Regions from separate parts of the Homo sapiens genome. Here region 1 is linked to region 2. Evidence: chromatin loops called from intact Hi-C (ENCODE). Cell type or tissue: HCT116. All regions are shown on one strand.

Evidence for each region. Peaks named below come from ENCODE experiments on the same cell type or tissue, not always from the same donor. Only the 100,000 strongest peaks of a DNase experiment are listed, where the experiment ranks them.
Region 1: a loop joins it to region 2, with 9 times the contacts of the local background. A loop is called at or near these places in 78 of 110 quality-filtered maps.

What each region holds. Positions count from the first base shown.
Region 1 is chr3:192,440,479-192,448,478 of GRCh38, forward strand. All of the region lies in intron 2 of FGF12 (fibroblast growth factor 12), which reads right to left. Among named protein-coding and RNA genes, the nearest start is that of FGF12-AS2, 71 kb to the right of the region's middle. In HCT116, a CTCF peak has its summit at 4,223 (motif pointing left); a DNase peak (open chromatin) is centred at 4,193; H3K27me3 peaks cover 5,471 bases.
Region 2 is chr3:191,413,007-191,421,006 of GRCh38, forward strand. No RefSeq gene overlaps it. Among named protein-coding and RNA genes, the nearest start is that of PYDC2-AS1, 8.5 kb to the right of the region's middle. In HCT116, a CTCF peak has its summit at 4,195 (motif pointing right); a DNase peak (open chromatin) is centred at 4,185.

The DNA of each region.
Region 1 (8,000 bases), 1.0 Mb after region 2:
TAAATGTATAGTGTGATACCATCCACGGAATGTAGCGATACTGCCAACAGACACACTGTGAGCAATAAAATCATACATTTGAATTTTGATGTGTTGAGCTTCACGATTTTCCTTCACTAACCCTCCGCTTTTTCCTAGCTACAAGGATATCAGGCGACATCTCTTAAAATCTTGTTTTGCAGATGGTAAGAGGTTTTCACACATCTGCCACATTTGAAAACCTAACTCTCTTTACTCTTCTAAGACATATTAATCACTCAACAAATTGAAAGTAAAACAATTGATGCCCTATGTGTCAGCCACACAATCTAACTCTTCAGTCCCTGTAAGCATCCCATGAGGCTGGTAACTTTTCTCTGTCCCATCATATATACCAATCTGGTGATGACACTTAACTTGCAGTTTTACTTACATTTTAAAGGATATAGAATTTCTCTCCAAGTTGAGTGCAAGCTCAATGACAGCAGGAACCCCATCTTACATTGTAGAAAATGCTCTAGGATAAAGGACTTCAATCTGATAAATTAAATACTGTTCATTTCCCAATCCCTAACACTGTTTTGGGCACCGGCAATGGTTTATGGCATAATAAAAAGAGACTTATTTTGTGGAGTTGAGTCCTAATGCCAGTATTGCCACTTAACTAGCTACGTAAAACTGGGCAAATTATTTCACTTTCTTGGGCTTCAACTGCCTCCATTATAAATATTGAAGATTCAGTGAAATGAGATAGTATACTTTAAAGCAACAGCATTCATCACAGAAATTAGGACAGCTTTCCTTATCTTTTTCTGAGTAAATGTTGGATAAATAAAGGCATGAGCAAATGAATCTTTGACTGGGGGAATCTGAGGGAGGATTTAGCCAGTAGAAAAAGTATTAGTTAGGTAGTCATGAAACCAGGGTTCTAGCCCCAGTTCAGCCACTGACTCTCTGATCTGGGGTCAGCCTCTTCTCCTTCTGTGCCTCAGTTTCCTTCCCTGTAACGCCTCTCCCAGTGATGTTGCACGTTTTTTTCTGACATCCTATTGTCACAGCCTAGACCCAGGGAGCCACAGAAAGAACCTCTTTACTCAATTATTTGAGGATGAAGAAAGAAGCAATAAACTGAAAGCACTGTTCATTTCCAGTATGAAAAGACTCCTTCAAATGAGAAACGTCAGCACTTAGTTTCACCCCTAAGATTGTCTGGATTATTTTCTTCTTGTCCAAGAGATAGCAAGAGAAATTCCACTTTAGGAAACACAATTGTTTAACAAGTGAGTCCTTAGCAATTCTAAGGCCAGAATCTTGTGAGCAGATACGGAAAGGTACCAATTACCTCTCAAAGACTGGCCTGGTTTCCCAGTGAACAATTTCATCCATTACAGAATTTTCCTGTTTGTAATCCCAAGGTCCATACTTGTACCAGAATTTTACTCTCTAGGTTAGATGAACTCATTATAGCTTAAGTTTCCCTTAGAACGACAATAATAAAACTGCTATTGCTGCTGACTCACTTTAATGCCAACAATTGTACATACATTTTAGAAGCCTAATTTTGATTTACAGTAACTATATAGATCAAAATTAGAGCATTGTTGAGTGAGACTTTCTTTTGCCCACAGGACGACCAACTAGAGACAGAGGACAGAGGACCTGTAGTGCAAAATAAACTGCCAGAGGTGAATGATTCAAAGAAGTCTGTGACATGACCCTTGTATTCAAGCTCAGTGGGCAGGGAACACATGTCTCTTGTTCACCTCTGTATGTCTGTGCATTCATTGGGCTGATATATATCCAGTGTTTACTACACTGCATTGCGCACTGACTATATAGTGAAAAACAATGGTTTGTGGATGAAAGCTGCTTCCAGTATAGCACTGGGCTTGGCACAGTATGGACATCTACTGATTATTAATTGAATAAATGCATGAGACAATTAAGTGAAATCAGCAATATTATAAAAGAAAAGATAATAGACTCAAGACAGACTAAGATGTTGGTGAGTCTAGTTGGATTCTATAAGTTTTAGGTGCCAGAGGGAAAAGAATCTGAAGATGCCCAAACAAGTTACAGATGTACTGTCTATCTGGGACAGAGAAAAGAAGTCAAGATTACACACATGTTTTTCTTTGGAGAGAAGATGATAAAGAAATGTGAATATCATCACACTGGTGTATGTAATCAATTCTGAATTAACCTTCAGTAAACCCAAAATCTCAGTATTTACATGAATTCTTTTATTCAGATGGTACCAAAATAATGCTGCCTGGTAACTGAGATGAGCCCTAGCTAAAGAACCTGTTATTGTTTTCAGATAGAGAAATGGGAGCCACATGTATTCTATCTTTTTTTTTTTTTTTTTGAGACAGAGTCTCATTCTGTCACCCAGGATGGAGTGCAGTGGCGCAGTCTCGGCTCACTGCAACCTCCGCCCTCCGAGTTCAAGCGATTCTCCTGCCTCAGCCTCCCTAGTAGCTGGGATTACAGGTGCCTGCCACCATGCCCGGCTAATTTTTTGTATTTTTAGTAGAGACGGGGTTTCACCATCTTGGCCAGGCTGGTCTTGAACTCCTGACCTCATGATCCACTTTGCCTCAACCTCCTAAAGTGCTGAGATTACAGGCGTGAGTCACCGTGCCCGGCCGTGTCTTCCATCTTTATTAACAAGATCTTTGATTAAGCTGAAAGAAGGAGTTTTATTTGGGAAGACTGGATTTCAGTTGATACAACACAGAGAAATTCAGACATTTTCAAGCATATCCATCCTCTTTGGAAAATACGTAAACATCATAGTATTCAGAGATAACCTTAAGTGAGGTTTTCACTGCTTTGTACAATTGTGTCACTGTAGCTCCTATATCCACAACTGAGTTGTGATAGAATGGAATATTCTTTTCTGCTCTTACATACAGATTTTAAATGTGGATAATAATATAGAAGATAGATATTTTATAAAAATATAAATAACTTAAGTATTGCAGGACAGTAGTAATAAGTAGGGCTGGAAAGGTTGTTGGAGAGCTTTGAATACCTAGGTTAGTATTTAACTGTATCTTTCAGGCCATTGAAGATTTTGAAAAGCAGTTGCAACATAATCAGCATTCTGCTTCAAAACTTACAGCTAATAATTTTGTTTTGGCTCAATATTTAAAATAACATTTCGGTTAAGACCTGAGTTCAAAATGTCTCTCAATATACCTTATAAGTTATGAAAACAAGCAAAAAAATTTAAAGATGATTTCCAGCTCAGCAAAATCTGCATTTTCATTTGGACTTTGCTTTACCCTTTTCACAATTATTTATTTGCTTCACACAAAATAAGCCAGGATGGAAATTCCCCATCATGGTCAAGTTCTGCTCCATGATGCACACACAAGGTTCTGTAGCTTATGGGAACCAGGAGAATAGCAGGTGGGGCAGGTAGCAACAAGAGAGCTCAAACAGAGTGGCTGAGAAGCACTGGCGCTGCAAGGTGCAATGCTGGCCCAATGTCAGGCACTGGGCTTATCCAGGACTTACAGACCTCCTCTCAACTCAGGACCATGGATTCTCAGAGTTCCGGAAGTCCCTATAGTGCCATAATAAAGTAATAATTCTTCACCAAACCACAGACATTTGCATGGACTTTAACGAGTTGATTGTGAGGAAGAAATAGGAAAATGACCATCAGTCTGGCCGCCTTGAGTTCCGTAGCCAAGCCCTAAAACCAACGCCCAGCCTGCCACAGTGTGTGACATCACCCATATCCCCTCCAGTTCTCTCCGGTCTGACCTTGACAGCTGACCTTGAAAAAAGGAGAAGAAAGATTTGAGCTCACTTTTTTTCAAACCTGAATTCATCATCCGCCACAATTTCCTTCTCTCTTCACACCTTCCAACATTTCCCATTCAGTAGGTTTATTAGAAGGATTCCATGCTTTTGACTCAGCCCTCTTTGTTTGTTCCTTTTGTCTTTTTTTTTATCTTGCCTTTCTGTGAAACTGTCTTTGTTTCTTCTAGTTAGCCAATTGATCCTAACATTGCTTCTGGAACAAGATAATGTGACCTTCAGCATTAGACAAGACTGGAACCAGTGGGGAAAAAAGCAGAGTATATTGTCATTCTATGTTCTAAGAATAATTCAAACAAGCCTATGCCATAATGCTGACAGGATCTCCCCAGATTCTCTCAGCTTCTAGACACCATCACAGCCCTGCTTGCTACGCACAGGAGGCCAGGAGTGGTGGGCGAGCGCCACCTCGTGGACATGAGGGAAATTGCTTCCCTCTGCGAATTAGACTGTGTTTCGGCTTAGCTCTCAAAACACGTTTAAGAGAATTGTATTTTTAAATGGCTTGAACACCTTCCAGTCAGTGAAGCGAAGCCTGAATTCATGAATTCTCTATCTTAGGGATTCTCTGAGTAGCAGGAGAAATATCTGTACGGTGAATCCGTCCTCAGGTAAAATTTAAGGTGAAGGACAACAGTAGCTTCGCTTCTTTAAATAAAAGATTTGTAACAGAAATTTAAAGAAAGAAAAAAGAGCACTAATTATGCAGATTGCATTCAAGTTAAAATTTACATAGTATCTGGGCAGTAAATTCCACCATGCTTTAAAGCAGAGCACTAATTACTACTCTTCCATTAAATCTTTCCTGAAGAATCTCTTCTATCTTTGAAACTACCATCCATTTTGCAAAAACAAGTTACCTTTTCATATTTAACACCAGCAATTCACAGAGGAGTGTGATTTATAGACATTTGCATTGAAATAACCTATACTTTTTTGTTGTAAGTGCAGCTTCTTAGGCCCTACCCAACATCAACTGAATTAGAATTTCTGGGGCTGAATCCCAGGAAGGGGCATTTGAGGTTAGCATCTAGTTGATTCTCTTGCACACTGTGCGCTCCAGTTAGAGACCCCACTGCTTTCTTCATTGAATCCAGGAATTAAGCAATTTAGGAATAGAATTGCCATTGTTCTTGCAAATTACACTATTACTAGTTTTTTATAGCCCAGCTTCCTAGAGCATCTCATCTAGAAAGCTTTCCCAATTTATTCTAGAAAATTCAAACAGATGCCTTTTCCTGAGTCCTTCACCCCAAGAACATCCTTATCCAGGGGTCGTTTTACTCCACCTTCCTATTTTAGCTCATCAGAGATCCATATCTTCACCTAGAAATTCTGAAAGGTGGGGGTCTCTCACGCTTCTCTTTCCATGGGCTTTCAGAATACATGCAGCAGCGTTTTGCACGTGGCAAGGTTTAAAGAGTTCATCCCAAACTCTTATGAGTTTGCTCTTGGAATCCTATGGATTCAAATAATTAGCCAAGCAAAAAGATTGGCAGCACGGCCACCAGAAAACAAACCTCCCACCTTCCCTAAAGTGGCAGAACAGCTGCCACCAGTAGAACAGAGTTGTTCCTCTCCTCTGCCACTCAGGCACCGTGACTGCAGAGTTATCCAGACACACCAATCATTTTGCAACTGCTTGGCTCTCTGCAGTGCCCCAGGAATTCTAAGCAACAAAGGAGACAGTCATCTGTTCCACAGCCTAGCAATTGTGTCATTAAACAAATTGCTCCATAACGTCAAAAGAGGCATTCTTTGTGACAGCCAAGTGATATAATTTGTCTTGATTCCAGACATGGGAGACATCTGTCTCGAATTCATGCCTGTCATTTGAAGTTGCAAGTTTATCTACAGAAAAGTGAGACTATACCCAGACACTGAACAGAAATATAAACATTAAGTGACTACTTAAAAAGCTATAGTTTTACCCTTTTAGCACAAATACAGGGAAATTCTTTCTAAACTATATGGCTGTATACCAAGTGAAAAACATAGATTGGTATTCTCTCAACAAAACTGCTTTCAGAATCGGCAATTCAGTTTGCCTGAACTGTTGGAACATAACAATAGATGCAGGTTAAACACACAGTTCATTTAGCTCAACACATCCGTTTCTAACAGTGATGTATCACGGAAGCATTAAATTAAGCAAATGCTCGTTGAGCACCAAGTTATGCAATGAACCATTAGATGCTATGGAATTAAAAGAATGACAACATGTATCAAATTGGGCAATTCACAGATGGCCTCGTAGAAGTTCTGCTTCCCGTGGGTCTTTAAAGATGCATAGTCTGACAGTAGTCAGCAAACAGAGATGGTCTTTCCTTTCTACTCCTCTCCATTGTCTTTCCAGTGAGGTCAGCATCTACATGTGTAACGCATCCAGCACCAGCCGTCAGACCACCGGCATCCTCACCTTGAATAATATTTTCCTCCATCCTGCCTCACAACTCGCATCCAAGGCAAACATGGACATACACCACCTCTGAAATCTTCATCTGAAACATCCAACTCTGACTCACCTCCCTCCTGTCCTACAGTATTTTCTTCCACCACTTCCCAACAATTCCTCAGTCTTCCTGAGATCCCTAATCCTTCGTTCTCACTCCCGTCCACCATCACGTGTCCTGTCCTTTTACATTTGGCAGATTTCTATTCATCTTTTTAGTCTTTGCTTAAACAAAACTTTAGCAGCAATAATACTGCACCTTTAGATTGGATGTGATCTCCCTTGTAGATAAACTTTCCTAATACTCTTAATTTTTTCCCATCTTCAACCTAATCAGTCTTTAAGACAATCGCTTATTTATTGTCTTCCCCAGTAGAGGAAATAGTAATCAAGGGAAAGGAAATCACAGCCACTCATTTGTTGCTGTGTTCCTAGAGTGCTTGGCTGATAACCGATGCTTGAAAACTGTTTAATGAATTAACAACAACAAAAGAGAAAACCCAATTTGCTCAAGGCACAGGGAATATTTGTAGAAGGAGGGAGAATCCAGGATACAGACTCAGATTGGTGCCATTTTCTAGAGTACTTGAGCATTAGGTAATGGGAAACATTGGGGTCTTTAAAGATGAAGACGCTCTCCAAATACTCATTTTTTTTCAATAATTAGTACAGCTGATTATTAAAAGTGTTTATACGTTTATTGCAGGAAATCTGAAAAAACTTAGTGAAGTAAAAAGAAAAATCACCCATTTCTGTAGTACTGCTAACATTTGATGCATTTTTTTCTACAAATTTTCTAGACATTTGGTTTACATAGTGGCAATAATACAGTGCATTCAGACTTGGACTCTAATCTGTTTCCTCTCAACGCTGTAACCTAAGCACTCTTTTCTCATCACGTAAAATTTTTTAGTAAACTTACGTAATGACTACTTAACATTAAATCATTTTACCATTACACAGTATACTTATCATTTTCCCATTTTTAAAAACTTAAGTTTTACCCATAAATGTTTTATTGAAAATATTACATAGATCAAGCACACAAATCTTTTCTCTATGAAACTGACAAATGTCTACTCTTACATAGCTACCACGCAGATCAAGTATTTGACACAGCAGCATCCCAAAGTCTCCTATATGTCCCTTCTCAGGCAATACCCCCAAAGGTAATTATCATTCTGACTTTTAGCACCATAAATTCGTTTCGCCAGTTTCTGAACTTCACAGCCCTTTTTGCCTGACTTCTTTCGCCCAATGTTATGTCTTTGAAATTCATCCAAGCTTTTGTATAAGTAGTTTATTCATTTTCATTTCTTCAAAGTATTTTCATATATATATGTGTGTATACACATACACATATAAGCACACATTTATATGTACTACACTCCATCCAAGCCACGGAAGGACACTTGGGTTATTTCTACCTTGCAGCTATTAAATTCAGTTCCTGTTATTAGCCATGCTTCAGTCTAGTCATACTGTTAGCATAAAACACCTCTTAATGAAATGAGCTGCAGAAATCTACCAAGGATGTGGAAAACTGTTTTCTTTTGAACATGCCTTAGTTGTTCTGCACTCTGCAAAAAATTCATTTTCTGATGTTAGAGCTAGACAACCAACTCTAAATCAATTTCTGCTTATCTATTATTTACTCCTAGTGTCAAATGTGTGAGTTATTGAAAAGCAACTAAATATAAAAGAAAAACATCCCCCTGAAAATTGGGAGGGAGGG
Region 2 (8,000 bases):
TGGGGAGACTGAAACAGAGCCCAGGCTCTTCTGCCCCAGCCCCCCATATCTCAGGATGCTGCATTTCCACCACATTCTACAGTTATTCTTGAGAATGACAAGCAAGAAAAAGGAGAGAACTGGATTGGTCCAAGGCCATCTGGACAACTGTCCTGCACTCTCAAGTTAATGGTGAAGGAAATGAAATAATAAAATATAATTGGTTTGAAAAGAACTTAAGAAAAAATGGAAGAAATAGTAGTTAGATGGTAGACTCAAACCCAAATGTTTGTGAACTAAATGTTCCAATTGAAAGACAAGATTGTCAGGCTGGTAAAACTATATGCAGCTTTATAAGAAATATAAGAAATATTTAAAATATATGACAAAGAATGAAAGTAAAGGATTAAAAAAAGATGGTCATGGAAACTAACCAAAAGAAAGCCGTGGTAAATATCAGAAAAGGTAATCTTTAATGAAGAATATTACGGCCAGGAGCAGTGGCTTATGCCTGTAATCACAGCACTTTGGGAGGCAGAGGCCAACAGATCACTTGAGGTCAGGAGTTCGAGACCAGCCTGGCCAACATGGTGAAACCTCGTCTCTACTAAAAATATAAAAAATTGCCAAGCGCGGTGGCTCACGCCTGTAATCCCAGCACCTTGGGAGGCCGAGGTGGGTGGATCACGAGGGAGATCGAGACCATCCTGGCTAACTCGGTGAAACCCCGTCTCTACTAAAAATACAAAAAATTACCGGGGTGTAGTGGCAGGCACCTGTAGTCCCAGGTACTCAGGAGGCTGAGGCAAGAGAATGTCGTGAACCCAGGAGGCGGAGCTTACAGTGAGCCGAGATCGCACCACTGCACTTCAGCCTGGGCAACAGAGCGAGACTCTGTCTCAAACAAACAAAAAAAAATTTTGCTGGGAGTGGTGGTGCATGCTTGTAATCCCAGCTACTTGGGAGGCTGAGGCAGAAGAATCACTTGAACCCGGGAGGCAGAGGTTGCAGTGAGCTGACATCGCACCATTGCACTCCAGCCGGGGTGACAAGAGTCAAGCTCCATCTCAAAAATAATAATAACAATAAATAAAAATAAAAGAATATTACTGGAGAAAAATAGAAACATTTTGTAAAAGTAACTTCTCCTCACCTGGAATATTTTGAAAAACTGGACAAATGAACTTTTGTAACAGTCAAAGCTTATCTAGATTGGGCTGCTCAGGAAGTTGCAAGTTATCTCCCATATTGTGCTCCAACCATTCCAAACTCACTTTCTCCAAACACACAGGCTGTTTTATAGTTCTGTGAGTAGATACAAACAAAATCTTTTTAGTGTGAGAATTTCCCCAAGGTAGCATGGGGCTACACTGGAGATTTTGATTTCTCACCGAATACAACCTCTTGTCCCTGTTGCCTACTGTAGTGCCTGACACATAGAGCTCAAAAATCATGGATAACTCTGTGGATGGAAAGAAAAGAGGACTCCTCAGGCCTTCTCCAACTCTGACGTTCTTGGAATTCCAATTTACTGAGCAGAGCCTTACTCAAGATCTGATGAATCAATTAATGAGTATTAGGAGGGGTCAAGGGCAAAATCAGGATCAGAGGAGATCATCTAAAAATAGCTAGTGTTTTTAACCTATCAGTTATTAATAGTTTATGTTTGCAGACATGTTTGGGTTCAGAGATTTGCAAAGAAGGTCCCTTATTTTTCTTTGTAGTTTTTGCTAAGGAAGGGGATGGAGAAAAGGGACAGCCTCACCAGGACTGTGAGTGTCAAATGGCATGTCTGTCTATGAGTGTCAAATGGCATGTCTATATGTACCCTCTCCTCTCCTCCCCCATCACTGGGGATCATTCATTTTGAATTCCCAGAATCTTTTCCACTCAGCATTCAATGGTCCATCTCTAATTCCTACCTACTGTCATCCTATTACCCTCTAGGTGGCCCTCTTTGAGAAGCTAAACCACACACATAGCTGTAAAGAACACAAAAAGCCCACACCTGTCCTGGAGGAAGAAGCATTCTGCATGCTGACAAAGTTTGAAAATGCAGTTACTCCCTGTATTAGGCCATTCTCACATTGTTATAAAGAGATACCTCAGACCGGGTAATTTATAAAGAACAGAGAGGTTTAGTCTGGTGGCAGTGGCTCACACCTGTAATTCCAGCACTTTGGGAGGCCGAGGCAGACAGATCACCTGAGGTCAGGAGTTTGAGACCAGCCTAGCCAGCCTAGCCCATTTCTACTAAAAATACAAAAAATTAGCCAGGCATGGTGGCGCCTGCCTATAGTCCCAACTACTTGGGAGGTTGAGGCAGGAGAATCGCTTGAACCTGGGACAGGGAGGTTGCAGTGAGCTGAGATGGCACCACTGCACTCCAGCCTGGGTGACAGAGTGAGACTCCGTCTCAAAACAAAAACAAAAAAACAGAGGATTAATTGGCTCATGGTTCTATGGGCTGTGCAGGAAACATGGTGACAGCTGCTTCTGGGGAGGCCTCAGGAAGTTTATAATCATGTAGGAAGGCAAAGAGGAAGAAGCCACATCACGTGGTGAAAGCAAGAGCAAGAGAGCGAGAGGGGAAGTGTCACACACTTTTCAACGACCAGATCTGGGGAGAATCACTCACTATTGCCAGGACAGTACCAACAGTACGGTACTAAACCATTCATGACAAATCCACCCCCAAGATCTAGTCACCTCCCACCGGGCCCCCCCTCCAACACTGAGGAATACAATTCAATATGAGATTTGAGTGGGAATGCAGATCCAAACCATATTACTCCCCTAGTCGCAGCCCCCGTATTTTGCTCCCACAGGCCATGTGACTGGCCTCTTGGCAGGCTCTCACAGTGGTCCGGTTGATGCCCCTCAATAAGCCTGAATTAAGGCGTAGGCACTTCCTACCCTCTCCCCACTCTGAGGACAGATGGTGGTTTTCGGCACTGAACACATCAGTGATTCTCCAAAATTGATCCAAAAATTGATGAAATCGGCTGGGCACGGGTGGCTCACGCCTCTAATCCTAGCACTTTGGGAGGCCGAGGCGGGTGGCTCACCTGAGGTCAGGAGTTTGAGATCAGCCTGGCCAACATGGTGAAACCCTGTCTCTACTAAAAATACACCAAATTAGCCAGGCGTGGTGGCAGGCACCTGTAGTCCCAGCTACTCGGGAGGCTGAGGCAGAAGAATCGCTTGAACCAGGAGGCCGAGATTGCAGTGAGCCAAGATAGCGCCACTGCACTCCAGCCCAGGTGACAGTGCAAGACTCCGTCTCAAAACACAAAAAAAATTGATAAAATCTTTCTCAGATTTTTATTTTCCAGTGATTTTATACCGTCAATCTACATGAGAATTTCAGGTGTCATCTAATCATTTTTTATCACCTACTTTGAAATTTCTGCCTGATACTATCACTTTAGAATGTACTATCTGTAGCATATTGTAAAGTACAAATACAGTGCAAGACATATATGTGATTTACAATTCTCTAGTAACCATATTTTAAAAGGTAGAAAATTATGAGTTGCGAAAATTTTATTTAATACATCTAAAATATTATCTTAGCATGTAATCAATACATTATTATATATTTTACTTTTGTTTTTGCCACTAAAACGCTTCAAATGTGGTGTATATTTATCGGCCTTTCAATTTGAACTAGGAACTTTTCAAGTGCTCATGAGTCACAGGCGACTAGTGACTACCATATTGGACAGTCCACTTGTTATCTATGTCAGCTCAAATGAACAACATTTAAACATGTTAACTAGTGTTATACAGTTATGGAAGTGAAAGTTTTTTTTTTTTTTTTTTTGAGACGGAGTTTCGCTCTTGTCGCCCAGGCTTGAATGCAATGACGAGATCTCGGCTCACTGCAGGTTCCAGCGATTCTCCTGCCTCAGCCTACTGAGTAACTGGGATTACAGGCATGCGCCACCACACCTGGCTAATGTGTGTGTGTGTGTGTGTGTGTGTGTGTGTGCGCGTGTGTAGTTTTAGTAGAGATGGGGTTTCAGCATGTTGGCCAGCCTGGTCACAAACTCCTGACCTCAGATAATCCGCCCGCCTCGGCCTCCCAAAGTGATGGCATTTTATAAACTTCCCAGTAATTGGTAAGTGTGAAGTGGTGTCTCACCTTCACCAGACTGAACTGTTTCTTTACATGTTGTACTCTCATTGTGCCAGCAGAGGGCACCTGGAGATGGCAAGACAGTATTAACCTTGAAGCACTCCCAGACTGAGACTATCTACTGGATTGGCTGAATGTGAAAACCAAGGCACCAATTCAGTTAGAAAAAAAAAAAATCCTACCTTTACAAAAGCAGTACTTTATCAATGAGTAAACATATCTCATTGTGTTTCAAAGATACTACTAGTAGATGCTAATTGTAGAAAATCTGAGAATATTGACAAGTAGACTTTAAGAGAAGAGTTTGAAGAAAATAGAAAAGAAAGTGCATTATTGCAAAAAGTAGCCAGTCGTGGTGGTGCGTGTCTGCAGTCCCAGGTACTCGGCTGGCTGAGGCGGGAGGATCACTTGAGCCTGGGAGGTCAACGCTGCAGTGAACCGTGGTCATGTCACTGCACTCCAGCCTGGGTTACAGAGCCAGACTCTGCCTCAAAAAAAAAAAAAAAAAAGAAAGAAAAATAATAGAAAGTGCATTATTGACAATAAAATTCCTGATAGAGGAGCCAGAGACATATATTCATATATGTTTTATATATAAAACACAGACCTAAATGTGTATATATAAGAAATTGCCCTTACATATATGAGAAACTTGCCTAATATACACCTATATGTGCATATATAAGAAACTGGCCTTTTATAGACATATCTCATTGTGTTTCAAAGATACTGTGTTTTTTTTTTATAAATTGAAGGTTTGTGGAAACCCTGCATTGAGCAAATCTCACCACCATTTTCCTAACAGTATTTCAAACTTCATTATTGTTATATCTGTTATGGTGATTTGCAATCAGTGATCCTTATGTTACTATTGTAATTGTTTTGGGGCATCATAAACTATGCCCAAATAAGATGGTTAATTTAGTAGATAAATACTGTTTGTGTTCTGACGGCTCTACCAATAGCCATTCCCCTATTTCTCTCCCTCACCTCGGGCCTCAGTATTCCCTGAGATACAACAATATTGAAATGAGGCTATTTAATAACCCTACAGTGGCCTCCAAGTGTCCAAGTGAAAGGTAGAGTTGTGCACCTCACACTTTCAATCTAATGCTAGAAATGATTGAAGTTCAGTGAGGAACATATGTCAAAAGTTGAGACAGGCTGAAAGCTAGGCTTCTTGCACCAACCAGCCAAGTTGTGAATGTAAAGGTTTTGAAGGAAATTAAAAGTGCTACTCCAGTGAATACACGAGTGATAAAGTGAAAGAGCCTTATTGCTTATATGGAGAAAGTTTCAGTTCTCTGGATAGAAGATGAAACCAGCCACAAGTCTCCTTTAGCCAAGCCTACTCTAGAAGAAGGCCCTAATGCTCTTCAATTCTTTGAACTATGAGAGAGGTGAGAAAGCTGCAGAAGGAAAGTTTGAAGCTAGCAGAGGTTGGTTCATGAAGTTTGAGGAAAGAAGCCACCTCCATAAAAGCACAAGATGAAGCAGCAAGTGCTGATGTAGAAGCTGTAGCAAATTGTCCAGAAGATCTAGCAAAGATGATCGATGAAGGTGGCTATACCAAACAACAGGTTTTCAATGTGGATGAATCAGCCTTGTATTGGAAGAAGATGTCATCTAGGGCTGTCAAAGCTAGAGTGAAGTTAATGCCTGGCTTAAAGCTTCAAAGGACAGGCTGACTCTCTTTTTAGAAGCTAATGCAGCTGGTGATTTTCAGTTGAAGTCAGTGCTCACCCTTCCAAAAGTCTGAGAATCCTTAAGACTTCTGCTTAATTTACTCTATCTGTGCTCTATGAATGGAAAAATGTAACGTGGATGACAGCACATCTACTTACAGCATGGTTTGCTGAATATTTTAAGCCCACTGTTGAGACCAACTGCTCAGAAAAAAAAATTCCTTTTAAAATATTATTGCTCATTGATGATGCACCTAGTCACCCTAGAGCTTTGATAGAGATATACAAGGATATTAATGTTGTTTTCATGCCTGCTAACATAACATCCATTCTACAGCCCGTAGACCAAGGAATAATTTGAACTTTCAAGTCTGATTATTTAAAAATTTCACATTGTGAGGCCATAGCTGCCATAGATTGTCATTCCTCTGTTGGATCTGGGCAAAGTAAATTGAAAAACTTCTGGAAGGGATTCAACATTTGCGATGCCATTAAAAGCATTCATGATTCATGGGAAGAGGTTAAAATATCAACATTAACAGGAATTCAGAAGAAGTTGATTCTAATCCTCATGAATGACTTGGAGAGGTTCAAGACTCCTGTGGAGAAAATAAATGCAAATGTGATTGAAATAGCAAGATAACAATAATTGGGATGGTGCCTGAATACGTGACTTAATTGTTGCAATCTGATGATCAAACTTGAGTGGATAAGAAGTTGCTTCTTCTGGATGAGCAAAGAAAGTGGTTTCTTAAGATGGAATCTACTCCTGGTGAAGATGCTGTGAACATTGTTAAAATGAAAACAAAATATTTAAAACATTATATAAACTTAGCAGGTAAAGCAACAGCATGGTTTGAGAGCACTGACTCCAATTTTTAAAGTTATATTGTGGATGAAACTCTATCAAATAACATCCCATGCTACAGAGAAATCTTTCATGAAAATAAGTCAGTTGATGCAGCAAATTTCATTGTTGTCTAATTTTAAGAAATTGCCACAGCCACCCCAACCTTTTAGCAACCACCACCCTGATCTGTCAGCAGCCATCAACATCAAGGCAAGACCATCCATCTGCAAAAAGTTTGCAATGGTCTGAAGGATCTTTAGCAGTTTTTAGCAATAAAATATTTTTAAATTAAGGTATAATGCTATTGCACACTTAAACTATGTTAGAGTGTAAACACAACTTTTATGTGCACTGGGAAACCGGAATATTTGTGATATTTGTTTTATTGCAGTGGTCTGGAACTCAATCTGCAATCTCTCAGTGGTATGCCTGTGCATCATATTAGAGTATACATAGGTCATATATAATATGAAGATGAGGGAAAAGAGAATGCAGATGCACATAGGATGTGCTAGTAGAAAGTGAATGGAATTTCTATTTTTGATTTCTTTTTTTCCTTCTGTGTAGTAGAAGGGAATTTCCTGTGTTGAGAACGAGGAGGCAAGGAAGTTTGAGGAACGTGAAATATGACGACAAGTTATGTTCTACAATAGAACAGTGAGATTTAGAAGCTTGTGGAGAATGGTGACAGTTTAGAAGAAGAGCTGAGCTAAATGATAGAGGGGACTGACTAGGAATTGCTGAGCACTGTAGATTGAGAAAACAGCTGTGATTGGACTGTGCTCATTTATTGTGGCATCAATCTTCATGGTTGCTTGGTTTCAGCAGCCACATCGGCAACCCATATGTAGAAGCAGAAGAGGTGAATGGTTGAGAGTGATGCATTGTTGGGGTTCAGATGGGCATGTGTAACAGGGAGGCCTAGAGCCAGAGGAGAGAAAGAGGTTAAGGTAAAGCACTATGAGATCTTTGGGTGAGGCCAGGGGGGCAAGAAGTAACATTCTTGGAGAGTAGGGAAAAGTTTTCCATCAGATCACCACAAGATCAGAGTTCACGGGTCATGAAATAAGGGGATTAGTGTAAAGGATGAATTGTTATAGTCAGAAAGAAAATATTTTAGATATGGTATAGGTCTTGAGCCCATATAGTAAATAACTGAAGTGGAGTGCAAAGAGAGGCAACTATGGTTGAGAACACAAAGACCCATAATCCTACGCTGTTGGAAGTATCATTTTTATGGGCAGTGAGTCCCAGGACATGAAAAGAGGAATTATCATGGAAGCTTGTATTAATATCAAAGAAAACAGATCGGGGAAGGGCAACAATTTCATGATGCTGATCTCCA